3 separate regions of the Mus musculus genome follow, and regions 2 and 3 are each linked to region 1. A link is a loop called in an ENCODE intact Hi-C map of the cell type or tissue named here. Cell type or tissue: heart. All regions are shown on one strand.

Region 1 (8,000 bases):
AGCACACTCAGCTTGTGGGCCGCTTCCTGTGGGCCAGCATGGTTCAGACAACTCAAATGTTGCTGCAGCTGGAGAGACACAAACTCGCGAATTGGAGTGTCATCCTGAGAATAGGCCAAGACTGCTGGGGCAGCCTGTGTTTCCCTTACAGTCTTCATCCTGTCTTCCATCTTGTTGTTTTGTTTTGTTTTGTTTTGATTCTTTTTATTAGATATTTTCTTTATTTACATTTCAAATGCTATCCCAAAAGTCCCCTATACCCTCCCCCCCGCCCTGCTCCCCTACCCACTCACTCCCACTTCCTGGCCCTGGCATTCCCCTGTACTGGGGCATATAAAGTTTGCAAAACCAAGGGGCCTCTCTTCCCAATGATGGCCAACTAGGCCATCTTCTGCTACATATGCAGCTAGAGACACGAGCTCTGGGGTACTGGTTAGTTCATAATGTTGTTCCACCTAAAGGGTTGCAGACCCCTTCAGCTCCTTGGGTGCTTTCTCTAGCTCCTCCATTGGGGGCCCTGTGTTTCATCCTATAGATGACTGTGAGCATCCACTTCTATATTTGCCAGGCACTGGCATAGCCTCACACGAGACAGCTATATCAGGGGCCCTTCAGCAAAATCTTGCTGGCATATGCAATAGTGTCTGGGTTTGGTGGCTGATTATGGGATGGATCCCCAGGTGGGGTAGTCTCTGGATAGTCCATCCTTTCGTTTTAGCTCTAAACTTCGTCTCTGTAACTCCTTTTATGGGTATTTTGTTCCCTATTCTAAGGAGGAATGAAGTATCCACACGTTGGTCTTCTCTCTTCTTAATTTTCTTGTGTTTTGCGAATTGTATCTTCGGTACTCTATGTTTCTGGGCTAATATCCACTTATCAGTGAGTGCATATCTAACGACTTCTTTTGTGATTGGGTTACCTCACTAAGGATGATATCCTCCAGATACATCCATTTGCCCAAGAATTTTATAAATTCATTCTTTAATAGCTGAGTAGTACTCCATTGTGTAAATGTACCACATTTTCTGTATCCATTCCTCTGTTGAGGGGCATCTGGGTTCTTTCTAGGTTCTGGCTATTATAAATAGGGCTGCTATGAACATAGTGGAGCATGTGTTCTTATTACCAGTTGGAACATCTTCTGGATATATGCCCAGGAGAGGTATTGCTGGATCTTCCGGTAGTACTATGTCCAATTTTCTAAGAAACCGCCAGACTGACTTCCAGAGTGGTTGTCTTCCATATTCTTATGTAAGTCCTCTCATAGTCCATGAGCACAGGCCAAACACACCTCCCAATCCCATTGTCTTTCTTACTTCACTACAAGGTGACTATTGTTTACTTTGTCCCTGTAGGTTTTCTTCAGTGTGATCCATAGTAGTTACTGCATTGGATCTGTAGCCCCTCACCTGGAAACCTTCACAGTAGCCAGAGGAGCTGCCTTTAATATTTTCCAGGTTATTGATAAGGTAGGAGCTCTCACTGCATTGAAAGATATCTGTCCTTACTCTAAGAAGGAACCTGAAAGATAGGAACATTCAACTCCGGAAAACCACAGGGTGGGTAAAACCTACACATTGGTTATTTGGTTATAGAGTGAAAGATTGTGGTTAACTTTTGTGGGGGAATGATTTTTTATTGAAAACTTCATGTCTGTCTAGTGGTAGTGGCATACACCTTTAATCCCAGCACTCAAGAGGCAGAAGCAAGTGGATTTCTGTGAGTTTGAGGCTAGCCTGGTCTTCAGAACAAGTTCCAGCCAGGGCTACACAGAAAAACCATGTCTCAAAGAAAACAAAAAGCAATAAAACAAAATAAACAAAGAAAGAAAAAAAAGAAAGGAAGAAAGAGAAAGAAACAAAGACAAAATTTCATGTCTAGTTTCATGTACTTCTAAAACAGGAAGGAGATTTTAAAAGAACTTTAGGGTCCATCTCTAAACTATTCTGGGATAGAAGCTTAACCCTTTAAAGATGTATAACAATCTCTTTGTTTTTCCAAGAAACCCAATATAGATAACTTTTCAACAGCTGGATTTGTACCTGAATGTATAGAAGGAAACATAGAATTTAAAAATGTTTCTTTCAGCTATCCATCAAGACCTTCTGCCAAGGTATGTTAAATTCAGTTTCATTCTTCCATTTTCTGACATTGTCTTCAGGCCAGAATCTTCTGTTGTGGGAACTTTTTTTAAAGATTCTTTTATTTATGTATGTGTGATATGTGACTATATGCTCGTTAACCTGTGGGAGTGTGCATATACATGTGTGCATGTACCTGTGGAGGCCAGAGATCAACATTTGGTGTCCTCTGTGATCAGCCTCCACCTTACATATTAAGGAAGTGTCTCTCACATGAACTGGAAGCTCTACAGTTTGGTTAGTTTGCTAGCCAGTTTGCTAAGGGATCTCCTGTTGCTGTTTCCCACACTGGGATTACAGATAGCTGCCTCCACCCCTTCCAGAATCCCTATGAATGCTCTGGAGTTAAACTGCAATCCTCAGACTTGCATGCCAAGTACTTGCCCAGTCCCTTCTTTCGGATGATTTTGACCCAGATTTTGTCTACTTCCTTAAAGAAGCAAGTAGGCCAATATCTGACAAGCAGTGAGCAAATATATCTGGATATTGCGGGGCTTGTGGTTTAATAATAAAGCTGTGGAGACATCTGTATAGCATAAGGCTGTTAGCCTGTTTGCTGGGCAGTCTCACAGCTAGCCCATAATTTAAACTGACATCTCCAGTCATTTGACTCTTTCTCAGCTCTACCTCAGGGCCTTGCTACCTTTCTTTCTCTCTCCCTGTCCTCCAACCAGTCCTCCAACCAGTCCTCCTGCCAATCCTCCTGCCAGCCCTTCTGCCCCAGATCCAACCGCAAGCTCTTTATTATGCTAAAATCCCCCTCCTTTTCGTCCAGTTGGCCTGGGAGGGGGCGGTGGGGGCGGGGAATAGTATGTGTGACCTTCCCTTTCACAGCTTGCTTTTTCTCTTGGGTTGGGTGAGAAAGCAACAAATATTTACAGATCCTGCTAGCCTGGCGCTGCCAACCCAGCAATTAACAATTGAGAATACAAGAGCATACCTTATAACACGTGTTATCTGCAACCGTGATTTATATTTTCCTTCCTCTCTCCTGTATTGGACCGATAGTCATTTTTAACTGCCAATGTTTCCTCCATGCTCCTTTTCTAAGCACACTAAAATGTCTTGGATTAATGCTGCCACCTACTGGTGATGCCGGGATATTATCCAGCTGTATTTAATTTATTTGAATATGGGAGTTTCCAACCTTCAGATGAGTTCCTGTTAAGCCTTCCCTCTCCTACCTTTAGGACTTCTACTGCATGTGCAATTGTATCTTAGATACCCTTCCTCTCACTTTCCACACTCTCATTCACACACACAGGCACACGTACATACCTGTGCCCGTGCACAGACACACATTTATCAAAACACAGTCTGTCCCATTCGAATCACTCGGCCTTTAATTGTTAATGCCCAGCCCATGCTCTCTTGGAGTGCACTCAACATACTAATCTTTTAAAAACAAATAATTCTTGGGAAAATATGTCTGCTGTTCCTATTAAATTGTCCTTATATTTGTATTTATATTTAATTAATGCATTTGCTTCCTCTGCTACCCACCCTCAAAAGGAGAATTGTTAAGGATTACAAAAGGCAGCTACTAACAAAATACGTAATTAGGATATAAGAAGTGGGGACAAAATTTTATGTGAAACAAATGAGATTGCTAATGCTATCAACTTCTAATGTGCCGTATAGAATTTGCATTAAAAATAATGCACCCACTTCTTTCTCTGTTTTTCTCTGACTGGCGTTTTTTACTGAAATTCTCTCCTCAGAGTCTTTTGCTTTATGACTTGTTTGTCACCATCGTTGTCTGGGTTTTTGCCTTTTCTCCTAACACAGCATTTTAGACTGCATTTTGGATATACATTTAAGCTGGGTTCTGGGACCCTGAGCACCAGTTATGCCAATAATGCCCCGGGCCACGCTCTCTGGGTTCTAAACAATTCTTATTTGTTTCTTTATTTTGAAGCTGGGTTTTCACTAGTACCCCAAGCAAACTCCTGGCTAGCATACCTGGGTAAACAATTGCCTTTAACTAATTTGTGTATCTGTTTGGGAGAGAAGGGGACATGCCACTTTGCACAGGTGAAAGTCAAGAACAGCTTAGCTTTCAAGACTTGGCTTTCCACTCCCAACTCACTATTTGGAATGTACCTTGTAAAAATATTAGACCTATTCTAAAGGGGAACTTTCCTAAGTAACTCAATTATTTGTCAAGATTCCACTTGCTACAAATTAAAAAATAAAACATTAATTTGGTTGTTTTAAGATTCGTGTAAGGTATTTCAGTTAAAAATGTGAAGTTTGCAGGCTTGGTAGATGATTTGCTTGGTAGTGAGCAAGTAAGGTACCCACTACTCAAACATGAGGCCGAGGGTCCAGATCTCCAGCACTCACTTAAAACCTGGTAGTTATGGCAGCCCACTCATAATCCCAGAATATGGGAGGCAGAGATAGAATCCCCCCAAAATGCTAACCAACCCAGACTCACTGAAAACTAGGCTCAGAGAGAAACCTTGCCTCAATATATAAGGTGGAAAGCAATTGAGGAAAACTCCTGTTGTGAACATGGAGCCTCTATGTGTATGTACACATACATACATGTATACCTGCACACATGCAAACACACATCATGTGCACATACAGTGTGCACATGGAACAAGGAAGGGAGAAGGAAGAGAGAGGAAAGAGGGAAAGAGAAAGCAATGAAGGATGAATGTGATCAAGATATACATACCATACTTATGGTAATGTCATAAAGAAACCCATTATAATTTTGTACAATTAAAATATGCTATTAAAAATATGGGAAGAGTTTTCTGTGCCTAGATAACTCCTAAATTAGATCTCTTCTATGTATAAAGAAATGTTTAAATACTGTACTCCCAAACTGTGTATTACTATAGGTATAAATGGGGTATTATACAAATAAATATAAGATCTAAATTGTTTTCATGTGCCACCTAAGAATTTTTCTGTTTATAATTACAGATTAATTTTCTGACTGTATTATATAACTGTCTGTCATTCCTAACTGTGTCATTCCTGTGCATCTAACAGGTTCTGAAAGGTCTCAATCTGAAGATTAAGGCTGGAGAGACAGTAGCCTTGGTTGGTCCCAGTGGCAGTGGCAAGAGTACGACAGTGCAGCTTCTGCAGAGGCTGTATGACCCAGAGGACGGCTGTGTAAGTGCAGACTGTGGGGGAAAACCATGCAGAAGGGGCTGGGAAGATGGCTCAGTGTTTCAGAGCTTGCTGTGACATCGAGAAGTGCTGTATCCCCAGCACCTACATAAAACTTGTGAGTTGCACATCTGCAATCCCAGTGCCAGAGAACTGGATCTCTGAGGCTGGCTGGTCAGCAAGGGTGGATGAATGGGTGCACTCCAGGTTCCCTAAGAGATCCTATCTCAAAAATTAAGGAGGAAATTGATCCAGGAAGCGACCCAACCACTGGTCCCTATGCACATGTGTGTGCACATCCCAAACACTGTTCCCTATGCACGCATATGAACATCCCAAACACTGGTCCCTATGCACACATATGAACATCCCAAACACTGGTCCCTATACACACACATGTGCACATACCCAAACACTGGTCCCTATGCACATATGTGCACATACCCAAACACTGATTCCTATGCACACATGTGAACATCCCAAGTACAGGTCCCTATGCACACACATGTGCATATACCCAAACACTGGTTCCTATGCACATGTGCGTACATACCCAAACACTGTTTTCTATACACACGGCATGCACACACATTAACATGTACACATGTACACAAAAAGAAAAAAAATACTAATTCTTAATGTTTCTAGTTAACACTTACAACATTGTCTTTAAAAGAAAACTTGTTCAGAACTTTGTAGGCCGGAGTTTATGCTAATGGTGACTAAATAAATTACCGAATCAGTCAGTGTAAAGAAGTGCTGATTCTCACACAAATGCCAGGGCTGTGAGGAATGGAGTCTCTCATGGCCACATCCAACTCTGTCTCTGGAATATGTTGAGCTACCTAAGAAGACAGAGAAGGAACTTTTACCTTTGGGGACTGAATAAAGTATTGAGAAATAAAAAAGGCTAGAACCTTATCGACACCATCAGTCTTAAAACAAAGTTGATGGCGTCTGTCTATATAACATTTGTAGCATCTACAGTGTTTGTGTATGTGTGTCTTATTAACAACCTTATTAATACTTAGTTTGTGGTTTCATGGGATTTTAAGTTAATTAAAATTTCTTGAAGATTTGTTAGTTCCAATCTTCCGGGGGGGGGGGGGAACTATTGGTGTTATCCATACCATAAATATGTTTACTAAAATATAGCGAGTCCTGGCTGAGATACTACTTCTCAGTTTATTCTTTGGATTAAGAAGACAGTTGGAAGCCAACACCTTGGACAGCATCATAGCCTGCTTGGTTCTTTGGTATGGCAGATCACCGTAGATGAGAATGACATCCGAGCCCAAAACGTGCGACATTACCGAGAGCAAATTGGAGTGGTCAGACAAGAGCCAGTTCTGTTTGGGACCACCATCGGTAACAATATTAAGTTTGGGCGCGAAGGTGTGGGTGAAAAGGAAATGGAACAGGCAGCGAGGGAGGCAAACGCCTACGACTTCATAATGGCCTTTCCTAAGGTGAGATTGTGCTGCCTGGGTTCTCAAAATCCAGCCAGAGTACCTGAGGGCTCCGCACAGCCCAGCTAGGCCAATTCACATTACACAGTGGGTTCATGTGGAGAGTATTTTAGATGCAGCATCTGCAGACCGAGGAACGTGCTAAAGTCCAAAAGAAGGAAGACGTCAGTAAAAGGCCAATTGCGAGAGGTAAGTTTAATTTTTCTGCATGTCACTGTACCCGAAAAAGAAAAGAATATCTATGTTAAAGCAGGACAAAGAAACTTGAGAAAAATCGGGAGCGCAAGCTGAGAATGTTGGTTTGTACCTCCATCTAGTGGTTAGTAGTAAAAATGGCATGCTCACACGCTGTCAGGACTGATGTGCTAAGATGAGGTTCTTCTAAAAGTTCAAGGAACGAACACTGTATTAAAAATGTAGAACTGTAAAAAGATGTGATAAAATTTGAAATTCTTGGAAGCAAGACAAGTATTAATGAACATAGGGTGATAGTTTTTAAACCATTTACCTATCTTTCCTGAAGTTTAAGTTCATTAGAGCCACCTGATAATTGTGGTTGTATCCAATAAGATAAAAAAAACTTACACTTGAAGTTAAATTATATCTGCAACCCATCACTCCAGAGGGTCACAATAATAAAAAGCGTTAATTTTGAAGGACACACTTAAAAACCACACTGTGTACATTGTAACAAAAAATAACTTTTTTTTAAAATAATGTTTATTATGCCGTGATTTAACATAGTGATTAACATAGCATGCAGGCCAGCAAGATCACTCGGGGCTTGAAGGTTCCTTTCCTTGGCTGAGAAGCAGCACATTGCCCTTTGTTGGTCTTTTATTCCTTTCAGTGAATTTCCTCAAATGCACAGTGCTCTCCCGCCTCTCACTTAGAATTCAAGAGCATTTCAACCTGACTCTGCAAGTTGGTATTTACTTTACTAAAAGAACATGTATAAACAAAGATGCCCTTTGCGGTAAATTTAATAGTAAGTCACAATGCTGTAATCCAAAGAATAAAAGGAGAAACTAAAGGTTAGTGTGATGAATGCCAATATTCACAGGCATAGTCACTGGGGGGTGGCGGGGGGGGGGGATGAGAAAGGGGAGAAGAAGAGGGAGTAAGAAAAGGAGAAAGAGAGGGGGGAGAAGAATGAAGGGAGGGAGGAGGGAGGAGGACAGAGACAGAAAGACAGAGAATCAGCAGCAAAAGCCATTCTTGACCTCACAGTCACTGAAAAGTTGACCTTAAGGGAAAC
Region 2 (8,000 bases), 400 kb before region 1:
AACGATTAAGACAATCCTTCACACCCTGCTCAGAAGCAAATTTATCTAGATAATTCTCCAGTTGGGACTTTCTTCTCAGATAACTCTAGCCTGTGTTAAGTTGAAAATTAAAGCTAACCAGGTCACCACACAGTAAGAAATATACGTTTGTTCTGTGAATAGCCACTCCTGGGGGAATTTGTGAATACACCTACCTACACCTGTCTGAGAACTACTCCATCCTTGTTTCCTGCTTTACACATCAGAACCCCAGGCTTTCTGGTCTTGAGGTTGCATTGCTCCCCTCCATGAATGAGTACTTGGACTCTCAGCCTTGAAGTAAGAGTTATACTATCAGCCTTCTTGGTTGTGAGGGTCTCTGAGTTGGGATTTACCATGTGGTGGTCTCTAGCCTGCAGAAGACCTGTCATGGAACTTTTCAGTGGCCAACTTCCCTAATAAATTCCCTCCTACACATCTATCTGCAGTTTCTATTTGCAGTGTTGTTCTAGATAACCCTGAGTATACAGGTGAAATTGAAAGGCACGGATGATTAAAGTTTACTGGTCATGGTTAGAAAAACCATAGCTGGTAGAACTTCTATTAATATCCAAGTCTTCTAGAGTTTAAAACTGTAGAAAATTGAAAGGGAGTCAATAATTGAATATCTTACAAAAGAATCAAAGCTTTTCAAATGTAGTGCCAATATTAAGAATCAAGTTCTAACACAGAGAAAATTCAAATGAAGGGAGAATATGATGAGTTTCATGAAAAGAAAATCAATTTCATGAGCATATCATATTCCAGCAGCTGTCTGTGTAGCACTGGTCAAAACAGTTCTACTTTCTCTTCATCTCCTGCTTCTGTTTGTCTACAATATGTTAATAAGAAGGGACAGAGAAATTTGAAACATTTTTCAATATGAGTTGGTTCTTTGAGTCCAGAGTTACCAAGTCTCAAAAGTAGAAGGATGTGGTGACTAACTAAAGCATTTCAATAAGTCATAACTAATGATACCCCCTAACCATAGCAATGAATGAACTCAGGGTCTATTAAGATTGACCTCAGATTGCTAAGTACTCCATTACTACAAGTAGCACAGCAAACACAGTTCCTTGAATAATTATTCACTTACTAAATTTCCAGCTACATAAACAGTCATTATCTAGAGTTTTTAAAAATAAATATTACACATTTAGATATCATACTCTACCTGTGCAATATGTTCTCACTGTAAAAAGTGGCTATAAATATTATAGATGTATATAATAAATATATAAATATCAAGAAAACTCATGTGAACTTACAAATAGTTCAAAATAAGAAGTCAGAAGGATGAAAGGTTAAGTAGATAGGTAACAAACATTACAGGACTTCTCTCTCCCTAAAGGTTGTTTTTCAGGGAATTCAGGGTAATTTGACTATAGAGGTGGGATGAGAGATGTAGCTCAGCAGTAGAACACTGGCTAAGTATTTAAGAGGTCTTGAGTTTTATATCTTTCACCAAAAGGAAAGGAGGGAGAGAAAGGGAAGACAGTGAGGGAGCAGAAACAAACAAAAAAAAACAGTAAATATCTTTGTATGTCAACCTTGAGTTATATAATATGATACTTATTAAAGTCAAAAGAAGTTTTAAAATATTTTCTTTTTTTATAAATAATTACTCACCATAGAGAAATGTCTGGAAATGGTGGGACATGGATGGTCACTAAGTACTTTCTCATTCCTTGCAATCCTTCTGTCCCCTGCTGAGGAATGATTGAGTCTTTTGGCCTTGCTTCTCACTCAAGGCTTTTGTCCAGCCTCCATCTTGGGTGTGTGCAACTTCCATTATCGGCTCCTCCACACATCACTACAGAGTTTCCTTATACCACCTCCACTATTTCTTCACTTATCTATATAGAGAATCATTGTCTGAGGCGGAAATAAGCAGCATGCATCTTGTTTTCAGAAGCTCACCATGAAGCTCAACCACACAGATTTTTGAGCCTGTGGACTCTAGCATCCATATCTAAGGCTGAGCTTTTACTCAAGGACTGTACAATCTCTTGTAACAAGTGTTAAAATATCCCAGATAAAAGTAAATCCAAGATTACATGCTAATCTAATCTATAATAAACTAGAACTTCTCATATTAGAATGCAAATTAATATTGGATAATACCATTATAAATGGTTACTAATTCAGTAGTCTTGCATGGAAGAAAAACAGAACTGTAGTAGGTTTCTGGTTTTCTGCTCTTTCAGGATTCTGATTCAGTGAAGCTACAATGGTATTCAGTGGTCTACCTTTATAAATCTACTACCCACAAAGAAATTTTAACTTGGGTTTCAGCACACATCATCTAACTGCTCTCTTAGAAGCAGTGCTATAGAAACAGGTGTCTAAAGTTTCCAGTGGGTCACCAGGACTGAAGTAAAGAAACAAGAATAGGAAACTTTGAAAAGAAGGAGAGTAAAATGAATTAGGAAACCAAAACTGGAAAATGTTTTCTTTTCATGTTCATTTTCTGAAGGAAATGGGTAGAATTGTGAAATGAATATTTTCTCTTCCCTATTATTGCTCTTGAATTCCCAGAGGTTGCTCATACACTAAAGAGATCTTGTTAAGTAGAAAATGATTCAGTAATTTCATTTTAAGGCTTATACAAAAGCCAATTCACTCCATGGACTCTTTATACTTGGGAAATTTAATTTGCTTACTAGATAAAATGTTTTAGGAACAAACACAGTCTGTTCTTACCTCTCTGTTATTTTAGTTACATTGTAATCAGAAGAGAGAAACCATATAATAATCTGAACAAGGGAAATATAAAAAAGTTGCAACAGGAGTTGAAATCATAATAAACTGAGTAAAAATGGTGGAAGACAGCAGCTGATGTCAAAGCAAGCCACCTGAAAGGCATGAGTTAGAAGGAGTTATGGTTGACTTGCTGGAGAGTAAACACTGACCCTGACCCTGTTTAACAAGACCCATCTCTGTTATTACAGGGCAAGGAAAATGGCTAGGCTGGGGGTAGAGTCAGTAAATTAATAGCTGCTATATCTCTCTACTAGCTAAGTTAAAAGTTTTTATTCCATAAAATACATTTGTTATATATACTGCTGTGTATACACACACACACACGCGCGCGCGCACACACACACACACACACACACACATACACACACACCAAATGATACCTGATAGCATTTTCCTGAGGACTTAATCACCACTTATTTGAAAGCTTTCCTCTCTCCTGTATATTTGTCAGTGTCTATGATTTCAATGTGGACAGACATATGTACTATCAGAAGAAAAAAATCAGAAAGTACATCATAAGTCTACTTGCTTAAAACAGAGAAAACATTTCAATACAACTTATATGTTAAGACTGAGGAACTGGGTTCTTTCAGCAAAATCTTGCTTATGTATGCAATGGTGTCAGCGTTTGGAGGCTGATTATGGGATGGATCCCGGATATGGCAGTCTCTAGATGCTCCATCCTTTCATCTCAGCTCCAAACTTTGTTTCTGTAACTCCTTCCATTGGTGTTTTGTTCCCAATGTCTCTTGTGAGGCTATGCTGGGGCCTAGAAAACACAGAAGTGGATGCTCACAGTCAGCTATTGGATGGATCACAGGGCCCCCTATGGAGGAGCTAGAGAAAGTACCCAAGGAACTAAAGGGGTCTACAACCCTATAGGTGGAACAACAATATGAACTAACCAGTACCCACCAGAGCTCGTGTCTCTAGTTGCATATGAATAGAAGATGGCCTAGTCGGCCATCATTGGAAAGAGAAGCCCATTGGTCTTGCAAACTTTAGATGCTTCAGTACAGGGGAATGCCAGGGCCAAGAAGTTAGAGTGGGTGGTCAGGGGAGTGGGGGGGGGTATGGGGGATTTTGGGGATAGCATTTGAAATGTAAATGAGGAAAATACCTAATTTAAAAAAAAAGAAAAAGAAAAAAGAAAAAGACTGAGGAACTTAGAGGACTCTTGGTACCCATAGATGGCAGCAAAGGGCAGTCATGTACTGAGCACCTTCAAGCCCATCTTTTTCAGATGCATGTATTCTTCTCATTCTTTCCTTAATACTTTTCCAAATTCCAGTCATTTCTCTGATGAATTAGCTACTCTAGGGAAACAATTTTAAAGAACTATAGATGAATGCTAGCAGGAACAAGTAACAAAATGCCAATGTTGTTCACAGAAGTAAAGAAATGCTTTCTAATGTATAGCAGAGGTCAGCAAATGTTTTCAACAAAGGGTTAAATAGTAAAGAGTTTAGACTGTGAGGCCATAGGCCCATTATGCCCAATAGCATGACTATAGCCACCAGCAACATGTGTAAGACTGTGCCAGGAGCCGGTAGTGGTGGCACACGCCGGTAGGACTTGCTGAAGGAGGCAGAGGCAGGAGGATCACGAGTTCGAGGCCAGCCTGGGCTACACATTTTTAAGCCGGGCAGTGGTGGTGCACGCCTTTAATCCTAGCATTTGGGAGACAGAGGCAGGCAGATTTCTGAGTTCGAGGCCAGCCTGGTCTACAAAGTGAGTTCCAGGACAGCCAGGGCTATACAGAGAAACCCAGTCTCCAAAAAAACAAAACAAAACAAAACAAAACATAACATAACAAAAGACTGTGCCAGGTATGATGGAGCATATAATTTTAGCACTCCAGAGGTAGGGGAAATCTCTATAAGTTTGAGATCAGCCTGGTTTACATAGCAAGTTCCAAGACAGCCATGGCTTCAAATTGAGACCCTGTCTTAAAACCAAACAAGCAAAATTTTAAAAATCTCATTCTGCTAAACAAGTATAAGTCAGGATTATCTGGCTTATACAGCCAGCTTGAGAATCTCTTAAGCAGAAAAACAGCAGGAGAGATGGGTAATAAGAACACTGTACTAGGGAGAAATATGAAGCCCCAGGAGCCTGTGATATCTATGACATAAAGACTAACACTAATAAGCCTTAGTGCTCATCAGTTTTGAAATTTACCCAAAGATGAATACCAAACAAGAGAAAGTTTGGCCAGCCTGAAACTTTTGTTTACAGTCTAAAGTCTCTGCTTTCCATTTGTGAAGTTAAGAAATACTGTATTAACTATCCAGTTTTTAAACAACCTGATAAAGAGACAACTAAAATTGTCCCAATTTTTAAATGACTTGACTAAACATCAGAGTCTGTGTATGTCATCAATGGCCTTCCTGGCTACTATCACAGCTCATTGAAAAACTTTTCCTAGTGTAAAGAAGTCATACACATAAAAATTACATTTAAAAACAACATATTGTCTTTTTACATTTAGAATCTATTTGTATATTTATATATGCCATTTAAATTTTAACATATACTGTGCTTTCTACTGTAAGTTGATGAAATATTATACTCTGTTTTTAATTATTGACAAGTGAAAATCTTTCCAAGGAGTGCACATCAGGGATGCTAATGCCTTATTTAACAATTTAGTCCTAATACACTTGAATTAGTTTTGATTAGTTGTGTTTTGGTGTAGCTTTCTCCTCTTGCTTGCATCAAAATACATATAACATACTTTAAAATTTATCCTTTCAAACTTTTATAGCAAGACATCAAGGTTTTGGACATTGTACGCAAGCTAACCGCATTTGTAGGTTGCTAATGAACCTGCTATCTAGCTCTGGGTAAGATTAAGGACTTCCACAGAAATAGCTCTAAACAATTGTTGTCCCATATTTCTTTTCATTGAGTAAAGAAACAATGCAACTTTGTACAAGTCTCACAGAGAAGATGTTATAGAGTCACACTGAATATCTTATACCTGCAGATGGCATTGCATTATTAGTAAGATGGCCCTTCAAAAGAGGTCACTTTCTAATACAAATTTGAAAGTTGTTTGGCTTACAATATTGTTGAAAAAGGTCATCCCCTTCTTTGTTAAAAGATGATCAATGTATTTCTGGTCATGGACAATGTAAGAGCTGTCCTTGGTGTTCTCACACATTCTCTTAGCACATTGAGAAAGAGAAAAACTGTAAGGCAGCTGGCATTGGTAGAGAAACTCTAATACTTGACTGGACACAGTGATTCTTGATGGAGTTGTTAGTGCTGAGTCATGTAAGTTTTCATCTTTTCAGACTGAAATGTTGTAGAGGTTTTATGATTATTGGAAAGAGCCCCAGCAGTGCTTCCTTCTTTGTATAGAGTAATATGAGCAAGATTTCCTCTGTGATCTTTTTATATTTTTATTTGAAACAAAAGAAGGAAGATCTTCAATCTGCTAAGGAATTGGATCCAAAATTTCTTTCTCTTAGTGAAATAATCCAGACACAGAAACACAAACACCACATGATTTCACTTACATATGGAATCTAACATAGTCAAAAATCTTAGAAGCAGAAACTTAAAATGATTGTTGCCAAGGACTGAGGGGAAGGGTACACAAAATGCATCAAGCTTCAGTAAAAAGTAAAAACACTTGATACTCTGGAGTCCTGAAGTGGTAAATACTGTCTACAGCTAACCACACTGCATATTGCATACTTAAGAGCAGCCAAGTAAATTGATAAGATCTTTGGTAAGGTAGTCATATAATAAAAGAGGTAAGAAAAAATATTGAGATATGATGGATATGTCTATAGCCTGGATAAAAGTGATAATTTCACAGGTGTATACTTGACCCCAAATACATGACATTATATAAAAGCAACCAAATATATATTAGGAAGTCTATTATGGCAAGAGCATAAAACATGGAATGAACACTTTTTAATTCACATTTAGGTCTTTCACAGGCAGACAGGATCTTCTCAGGGACTTTTTTTGGTCAACTTTTGATGATTCAGACTGACATTACAAATATCATGTCATTATAACAATTTTAGAGATGGCATTCTGAGGGAAACACAAATAACTCTGTCCTCCATTTTGGATGGGAAGTGCAAGCAGTTCTATATTGAAGCCCAACATGTTATTTGGGCCTCATATTTTTCTCTCTTGATACAAACTAAATGCCCACATATATAGGCTGGTTTTCTATTTTATAAGCTAGACTACATTTAATGTTGGAATTATCTATGGCAAGGAATTTTATGTAATCAACATAAGGGAATGCTGAATGTACCATAGCAATCACAATGCAGACCAGTCCTTTACTTTCTAAAGCATTTGACCAAGAATATACACATCATTATTGATATGCAATTTCTAACATTGTCACTATCAGAAAGCTTGCTGAACATATTTAGTGTGAACATCTAGAAGAGCTATATATTTGAATCTAGAGAAAGATCACTTCTGAGTTTATTTGTTAAATATAGGGTGTTCTCCCTCCGCTTCTTTCAACTTTTTCAAATTAAAGGATGGACTATAGCACCATATATAGAACACTCTATATCCTGCACTCTCTATACCACACAGAAGCTCCTGAGGGTCATTCTAACGTTGGGCACATTGACAGTGGACATCTTCAAGATGGGTTTGGCTCAGAGAAAGACTGAGAATATTTGAATTCCCTCCTAGGAGGACTGGGAATCAAACATGAAGATAAAAGCCAAATATTTCCTTCATATATAGTTCTCCTTTCCAAAATTTGACATTTTAGGTACTGTCTAAACTTCACTGAGAGGAAAGAAGGAGACCAAGGTTTTGTGAGGTCTAGTGACATCTCAACACTACTAGATGAAGGTAGAGTAGAAGAAGGCCCATGAACCTCCATTTGGCCCTGAGGTGGTAAGAGCTCATTCTAGTTGATGGAAGAGAGCTCTATACATGACAATATCAACAATCAACCTCTTTAAGTGCAGGGACTCACCTTCAGTGCCAAAGAACCATCCTCATGCACCTAAGAGAAGATTCAACCACAGAGCAGAAGAAAATTGAGATATTACTGAGTAAATATTCATGTGCCATTCCTAGGAACCACCCGGAATGAACTAATCAAGCAGTAGGTTGGTGACACATCTGCATTATTCACAAGGGAAAAAGAGCCTGTGGGTTTTTTAATAATTAAGATGCCCCATTTTCTAACCAAAGCTGAGGAAATTCCCATTTAATGA
Region 3 (8,000 bases), 1.0 Mb before region 1:
GATTGAGAACTGCTCAGGAAGAAATTTTAGTGACCTAACATAGACGTAAAACTTTTAGTTCTGTCTGTACACTGTGCATTTCTTCTTGGGACTAGAAAAACAATCAAGTATCCTTGTTGTTATGGTTTATATGAGAAATAGCACTTACAATATCAATGATTTAAATATTTTCACCCATGTTGGAGGTGCTTGTTAGAAGAGATAATAGAGCCCAATGCTAGGGTAGAGTTTCATAATTTGTATAGTCTAACTTCCATGCTTCCTGTGTATGGTTGAGATGTAAGTTTTCAGATTCTTCCTCCAGTTGCTTGCTGCCATTATGGACATTTAGCCCTTGGAACTATAAGCCAAACTAGACCATTCCTTAAGTTGCCATTGGTCACAGCATTTTATCAAAACAAAGGAAAAGTAACTAATATTTGTCATGGCTGACAGAGTTTGTGTTATCTAAATTTGCTTGAGCCTCTTTATTATTATGTTAGATTGATATATCAGCAACAATTTTAATGACAATAAGTTATTATTTGAATGCAAGAAAGAAAAATGCAGTGAAATAGGCATAAAAATAATAAAAGAGCAGGCTTTCTACTCCTGAGTACCTCCAAACAGGCTAACCCTTATACACTTATTACCTATTTTCTTCTTCAAATTTTAGCTAAGCAGTGTAATTCTCAGATGATTTTTTTATTGACATTATCAAACAAATAAGTGGCAGGGTGACATTCACACACCAGCCATTTGAAGTCTATGGCTTTGAAGTAGTTTAGAATTCAAGTAGTTTAGAACTTTATGTTTTTGTACCTTTTTCTTTTGTATTAGAGGTCCCTCCTGGGACAGACAATGACAGTCTTAAGTTTCATTTGTAGCATGATATGAAGGTGGTGTTCGTGTAGAAATTAAAGAAATGTTGGCATTTTATGAAGATCAGATCTTGGTTGTTTATGACTTAATGGGGTAGGAAGAAACACAGCTCCTTCCATTTTCCTCCAAAGCCTGTTGGGTTCCTCTCTGAAGAAGCATTTTGCTACCACTTGGTGGCAGTAGCTACCAACGAATTTACAACACTGAGTCTCAATTTATAACCAAAATACTGGCCTTTCTAACTGGGAATGTCTTTTCAAAAAGAGATTTGTTTTTATCAATGATAGACTTTTTTTTTTTTGAAAATTCAGGTTTTCCATAGACATATCTTATAATTACTACAATCTGTTATTGTCTGGAGCATCAATGTCCTCCTAGAAATCATCAGTGTTCTACCTTACTTAAAATACTTATTTTCCACTATAATAAAAACTTCACATGAAATTTCCTTTATTAGCCATTCTATATTTAGAGATGTACATCATGTGGTAGTGACCAAAGTACAATAATGATGTAGATTGTAAAGAATGAGGGCTTCTGAAGTTAGACTTGGATGGCAACTTTTAATCATCAAACATGAAACTATTACTGTGGGTTTACACTGACCAAGTAATACCAGGCAATGTTTCAGTTCATGCAGCTTATACACCGTGTAGAGGAAGAAAATTGTACAGAAAGGCTTAAGAAATTTTTGTCTGAAATAAGTTGGACAATTTGTTTAGCAACTGCATGTCAGAATAAGGATTTGAATCATGAAATATATGGCTTAGAGCATTTGTACTCTGTATCATCTCATGATACCTGTATGAAAATGATTATTACTGTACCAGAAAATGATACATCCAGAAAATAATTCTAATCTTCATGTTTAAGAGGGCTAAAATGCTAAGTATTTACTGTATGATGTAGAAATAGGTAGAATGAGTGAATTGGTGTAGAATGTGTTCATTTTAGCTTTTAAGACAGATGGATAATTGAATTTGTTAAAAGCAACTAAGAAAAATCTTTTAAAATGGAGTATAAATAATATTTATCTTAATTAGAATGATCTGATAGGAGACTAAATTACTAACAAGTACATTTTCTAATGATATTTTCAGCTACAGTGAAATGTTTATGAGACTATTTTAAAAGGCAGAATAACTTGACATATGAGTGAGATTCTATAGTGATAGTGTCTTCATATGTTTACAAACTGAAACAGCCGTTCATGTGTGCTACCTTTACAACAGAAAATGACTGAGATGAGAGTCCACAGTGTTAGTATACAAAGTTTTAGTATAATAGTGAGAAAAGATGCATTGACAAAGGCAGAAAGAAAAAGGTGCCCCATCATCCCTTCCTTATTAGACCAACCAATCTGAGTAAAAATAATTGCCATCTACTTGGCAGAGATGAAATTTAACTCATAGTTTTAGAGCCTGGTGCCAGGCTCTTCACAGCAAAATCCAGTATTAAGCAGAGCCCCAAATATCCTGCCATAGGTATGTAAAGCACCAAAACACTATAAATGCACTAGTTTGGCAGCTAAGTGAATCTATCAGGTCTTCCAGCTTCTGGGAGCAGAAGAGGGAGTGAGATTTTACTGTTTGGGAAAAGGTCACCAAAGCTAGCACAGAATTTTGGCCTAAAGTTCAGTGTCAGGCCCACTGCACTAACACTCAGCAACAGGACAAAAGTAATAAAGAAACAAAGTATTCCTATGTACAGGCCTAGTCTCATACATGGAGTCTTAGGACCATCTGCAGATCTAGGCAAACAATTGTCCTGGTAGAGTAGATTTATGGTTTTGCATCTATCATTTCTAGTTCCACCATGTGCAGTCCCTGAATGCACTGTGAGACTGCACTGGTTGTTATAACAGTTACCCTCAGATAATGCCCAACTTAGTTCAGTCTCAGTAGATAAGGAGCTTCCTTCTCCACTAAACCATCCTTAGATAACAAAAGATATAGCAAGAATCCATTTGTTGGGATTGGGCAGGGTGAAGATACAAGTGTTGATGTGGAACTCAAGAATCAGTATGCTGTTTTTAATTTTTGAACTTAGTTACTTGTCCAGCCTGTTAAAGCACTTGTTTTAAGGAGACTCAACGACCTCCATGAAAACAGAGAATATGTGTTTGAGAATGATAGGAAAACTTAGCAAAGAGGCAGAAGCTTTTAAAAGATAAAACGAAATTTTGGGTTCCATTTAGTACTTGACAGATCTAAGTAACTCCTCTTTTCAGATCAGTGTCCATGAACAATTCCTCAAGGCCTGGAGGTATGTACACCCAAGTAATTGTGCTTCTATCTTGTCGATATCATGTTTCTGGCGGTTCCAACTGTGGGCCCCAAGGCACAAGGCCCTCAATAGAGGAAGCCCATGGCAGTGTGGGCCTGCAAGCCCAAGATATGACAAAGTACTTTTTAACATTGGTTTGACTGAGTATAGTATGGAATCTGAGGATTCTCCTCGTTGGGTGACTTATCCCTGAGGAAATTTCTGGACTGTTTAAACAGAGAATGGTGTTTTGGGAGCAATCTTTGGGCTGTCCCTGCTTACAAGGACAGAATTATGAGTACAACCTGACTATTTTAAATACTCCTCCAGATCATGTTGAACAGCACAGCAATGGTACATATAGGACAGACCTGAATTTGATTTGCCTTCTAGAATTGGAATAGTAGTAGTACACCAACAAGGACCTAGTGGGAACCATGAACTGATAGTGTCATCTTGTGCTGACATATAAGTCACTTTAGGCTGAGGAAAAATCAGGAAGCTGTTTATAATTTTTGAAAAGCCAAAGTAAAAGTGGATCAAGGTAACTGGAATATTGATCTAGATATTTAATGAAGCATCAAATTGTTTATCAGCACTGTGAAGAACTTTTAGAAACATGACCTTACTTATCAGTCAAACTAACTTACCAGACACTGAAAATTAAGTAACTAATATGGGTAAATCTTAGATAAAGAATTTAAAAGTTTTAAATTAATTTTTTAGATTTATTTATTTTGTTATGTGTATTAATGTTCTGCCTGCATATATGTATGGCACCGTGTGTGTGACTCTAGCGCCCATGGAGGTTGGAAGAGAGCATCAGTTCCTCTGGGACTGGAGTTACTGTTGGTTGTGAACCAACACATTTGTACTGGGAACCCAATTTAGGTCTTTTGCAAGAGCAACATATGCTCTCAACAACTTAGCCATTTTTCCAGCCCCTTAAAGCACTTGTTTTAAGGAAACACAGTGACCTTTACGAAAAGAGAACACGAGAAAGAAAAAAAAAACCCGAATTATTCAATATGATAGGAAAATTTAGCAAAGAGACAGAAGCTATTTAAATGATAAAACAAAAATTTGAATTAAGAAAGACAGTAACTGAACTTGAAACATGATAGATGACATCCATGGATCAAATAGATGGGCTAATTAGAGAGCAAGAAGACAGGATTTGGAAAATACTCATTCAGTGGATGCATTATTACTTTGCTTGTTGACATGAAAGAAAAATCCTACAAAACCATTTGTTAGGAAGCAAAGATTTATTTTGACTAACAGTTTAAGAAGAGATACAATTCATGGTGGTGGTCAGAAGTGTGAGATAGCTGAGGTCAGGAAATAGAGGTGACTGCTGGTGTTCATTTTTGCCCCTTCCCATTTTACCCAACACGAGACCCTTGGACAGTCCCTTTCAACCAGGGTATGCTTTCCTAGATATTAAAACACTCTGATAATAAACTCACAAACACACTGAGTTTTATCTAAGAGATGATTCTAAAATCCACACATTGACAATACTAATAACCACAAAGAAGTAAACAACAAAATTGAATAGAAATAAAGCAAGCTATGAATTCTTTGAGATAGCATTAAAAACAAAAGGAAATTTTATGTTTTTAAGGTTCATGGGAAATGTGAGTTTGCTAAATGGATAGAAATGTTATTCAAATAGAACATAATAGAGCACTTTCCAAGCCTAGAGAAGGGTACAAATATGTAGGTACAGGATGGTCAAAGGCCACCATTCAGAATTAATTCAATCAAATGTAGGAACCAGAGGAAGTCCCAAACAAGTATGTATTGTGATGTAGGAAAGACAAGTTAAGGACGCCAAGACTTTGGATCCATGGAAAATTGGCAGAGCTGTTACCCATATGGGTGAGGCTCAAGTGAAATAACAAAAAATTCTGTGGGAATCAAGGTGTAAGTGTTTATTAACTATTGATCAGTGTATAAAACCCTAAAAACTGCAGCTTCCTTCTTCTGGATGGTTATAGCTTCAGACTGTTCACCTACAGAAACTTGCTACCAAGGCTAGCAGCGTCAACCCCAGCTGTACCTAATGAATACACAGATGGGGCGGGGGTGGATATAGCAAATTTCATCTTATCCTAGCTTTGATGTATGTGGTATGTGGTTTTGTCTTTTCTTTATTTTCTTGCTGCCACCCCTAGATAGGGTTCCAGGACCAAAGCTGTTCAGTTCTAGGTAACCAAACTTATCTCAAGCCATCTTCTAATCTACTTCTCCAAGGAATAAGAGACAAAAGATTATTAATGTTGAAAGCAAAAGGAAACAAATAACATGTAAAGGTGTCTGAATTTATAATACAGAAGACATCTCAGCAGAAACTTTAAATTGCAGTAGAAAATGTAACACAATTTTCATAAGAACCATAGGAGACAAGGTAAATAAATATCAACAAAAATTTATTTCAACCAAGAATATACTCAGCAAAGCTATCCTTGCAAAATGAAAAAAAAAAAGATAAAGACACAAATAGAGGCTAAGAGAATGCCTTTTTCATGTGTGTTTTATAAGAAATGATCCAGGGAGTCATTCAGCCATAGAGAAGGAGGCATGAATAAGTACAAAGAAATTATGACAAAGTGTATAACATACTGATAAGACTAATTATACAGAGAAAAATCAGAATACTCTAGTATTGCAAGTAGTGTATGTAAGCCACTAATATTGCTAAGATGAAGAAAGAATAATTATAATAATGATTAATAATAATTAATTAAGTAATGAGAGGGAGACAACATGAAATATGTAAATGGAGCATCTGAGATTCAAATTGTGAGGAGCAATAAATTCCAAGTATTAATTTTATAATTATTTATTGTTATATATTTTCTGCTCCTCCTACCTCCTTTTTTCCTTTTTCTTTTTTCCTTTTTTCTTTCTTTCTTTTTCTCTTTCTTTCTTTCTTTCTTTCTTTCTTTCTTTCTTTCTTTCTTTCTTTCTTCTCTCTCTCTCTCTCTCTCTCTCTCTCTCTCTCTCTCTCTCTCTCTCCCTCCCTCCCTCCCTCCCTCCCTCCCTCCCTTCCTTTCTTCTTTTATTCGTTTTATCTTTATTAGATATTTCCTTCATTTATATTTCAAATGCTACCCCGAAAGTCCACTATACCGTCCCTCTGCCTTGCTCCCCAACCCACACATTCCTGCTTCCTGGCCCTGGCATTTCCCTGTACTAGGGAATATTTTCTTCGCAAGACCAAGGGCCTCTCCTCCCAGTGATGGCTGACTAGGCCATCTTCTGCTACATATGCAGCTAGAGACACAAGCTCTGGGGGTGCTGGTTAGTTCATATTGTTGTTCCTTCTATAGGGCTGTAGACCCCTTCAGCTCCTTGGGTACTTTCTCTAGCTCCTCCATTGGGGGCTCTGTGTTCCATCCAATAGATGACTAAGAGCATCAACTTCTGTATTTGCCAGGCACTGGCATAGCCTCACAAGAGACAGCTATATCAGGGTCCTGTCAGCAAAATCTTGCTGGCATATGCAATAGTGTCTGGGTTTAGTGGTTGTTTATGGGATGGCTCCCCGGATGGGGTAGTCTCTGGATGGTCCTACCTTCTGTCTCAGCTCCAAACTTTGTCTCTGTAACTTCTTCCATGGGTGTTTTGTTCCCCATTCTAAGGAGGCACAAAGTATCCACATTTTGGTCTTCCTTCTTGAGTTTCATGTGTTTTGAAAATTGTATCTTGGGTATTCTAAGTTTCTGGGCTAATATCCACTTATCAGTGAGTGCATATCATGTGTGTTCTTTTGTGATTGGTTTACCTCACTCAGGAAGATATCCTCCAGATCCATCCATTTGCCTAAGAATTTTATAAATTCATTTTTTTAATAGCTGAGTAGTACTCCATTGTGTAAATGTACCACATTTTCTTTATCCATTCCTCTGTTGAGGGACATCTGGATTCTTTCCAGTTTCTGGCTATTATAAATAAGGCTGCTATGAACATAGTGGAGCATGTGTCCTTATTACATGTTGGAGCATCTTCTGGGTATATGCCCAGGAGTGGTATTGCTGGATCTTCCGGTAGTACTATGTCCTTCCTTCCTTCCTTTCTTTTCTTTTTTTTAACAACAGATTTATTTATTTTATATCTGTGAGTACAGTCTCGCTGTTTTCAGACACACCAGAAGAGGTCATTGTATCCCATTACAGATGCTTGTGAGCTACCATGTGGTTGTTGGGAATTGAACTCAGGACCTCTGGAAGAGCAGCAGTCAATGCTCTTAATAGCTGAGACATCTTTCCATCTCATTGTTTTTGTTTTTTGTTTTTGTTTTTGTTTTTGTTTTTGTTTTTGGAGACACTGTTTCATGTAGCTCAGGCTAGCCTTGAACTCACAATGCAGCTAAAGATGACCTTGAATCCCTGGATCACAGTGTTTATATTTCCTAGATCCCAGGAATGTACCATGCTATTCTGTTTTGGATTTTTGGTTGGTTTGTTTCTTACTATTATGACCATGATATGTTTTTATTATTTAAAAATTATTTCTCCTTCTTCTTCTTCTTCTTCTTCTTCTTCTTCTTCTTCTTCTTCTTCTTCTTCTTCTTCTTCTTCTTCTTCTTCTTCTTCTTCTTCTTTCTTCTTCTGGTTTTTCGAGGCAGGGTTTATCTGTATAGCCCTGGCTGTCCTGGAACTCACTCTGTAGGCTAGGCGGGCCTTGAACTCAGAAATCCACCTGACTCTGACTCCCAAGTGTAGGGATTAAAGGCATGTGCCACCACTGCCCGGATTACAAATTATTTCTTATATGAAAAGAACTTAAATCTTTATTGCAATCACACAGAAATCTTCTATGACAGAGAAACCAAAATTAATAACAAAGGAATTAAAAATATGCTA

Evidence for each region. Peaks named below come from ENCODE experiments on the same cell type or tissue, not always from the same donor. Only the 100,000 strongest peaks of a DNase experiment are listed, where the experiment ranks them.
Region 2: a loop joins it to region 1, with 10 times the contacts of the local background. A loop is called at or near these places in 10 of 42 quality-filtered maps.
Region 3: a loop joins it to region 1, with 11 times the contacts of the local background. A loop is called at or near these places in 19 of 42 quality-filtered maps.

The regions. Positions count from the first base shown.
Region 1 is chr12:118,925,964-118,933,963 of GRCm38, reverse strand. Abcb5 (ATP-binding cassette, sub-family B (MDR/TAP), member 5) reads left to right here. Exons shown (of 28, transcript NM_029961.2): 10 at 1,356-1,469; 11 at 2,003-2,113; 12 at 5,151-5,276; 13 at 6,539-6,742. Among named protein-coding and RNA genes, the nearest start is that of Abcb5, 36 kb to the left of the region's middle. In heart, CTCF peaks have their summits at 3,230 (motif pointing left) and 7,064 (motif pointing left); no DNase peak of the experiment used is centred here; H3K4me3 peaks cover 737 bases; H3K27ac peaks cover 340 bases.
Region 2 is chr12:119,321,578-119,329,577 of GRCm38, reverse strand. Gm46331 (a long non-coding RNA gene) reads right to left here and starts at 3,333. Exons shown (of 3, transcript XR_001780539.1): 1 at 3,162-3,333; 2 at 1,648-1,874. In heart, a CTCF peak has its summit at 3,973; no DNase peak of the experiment used is centred here.
Region 3 is chr12:119,974,972-119,982,971 of GRCm38, reverse strand. All of the region lies in intron 1 of Tmem196 (transmembrane protein 196), which reads right to left. Among named protein-coding and RNA genes, the nearest start is that of Tmem196, 33 kb to the right of the region's middle. In heart, a CTCF peak has its summit at 1,025 (motif pointing right); no DNase peak of the experiment used is centred here.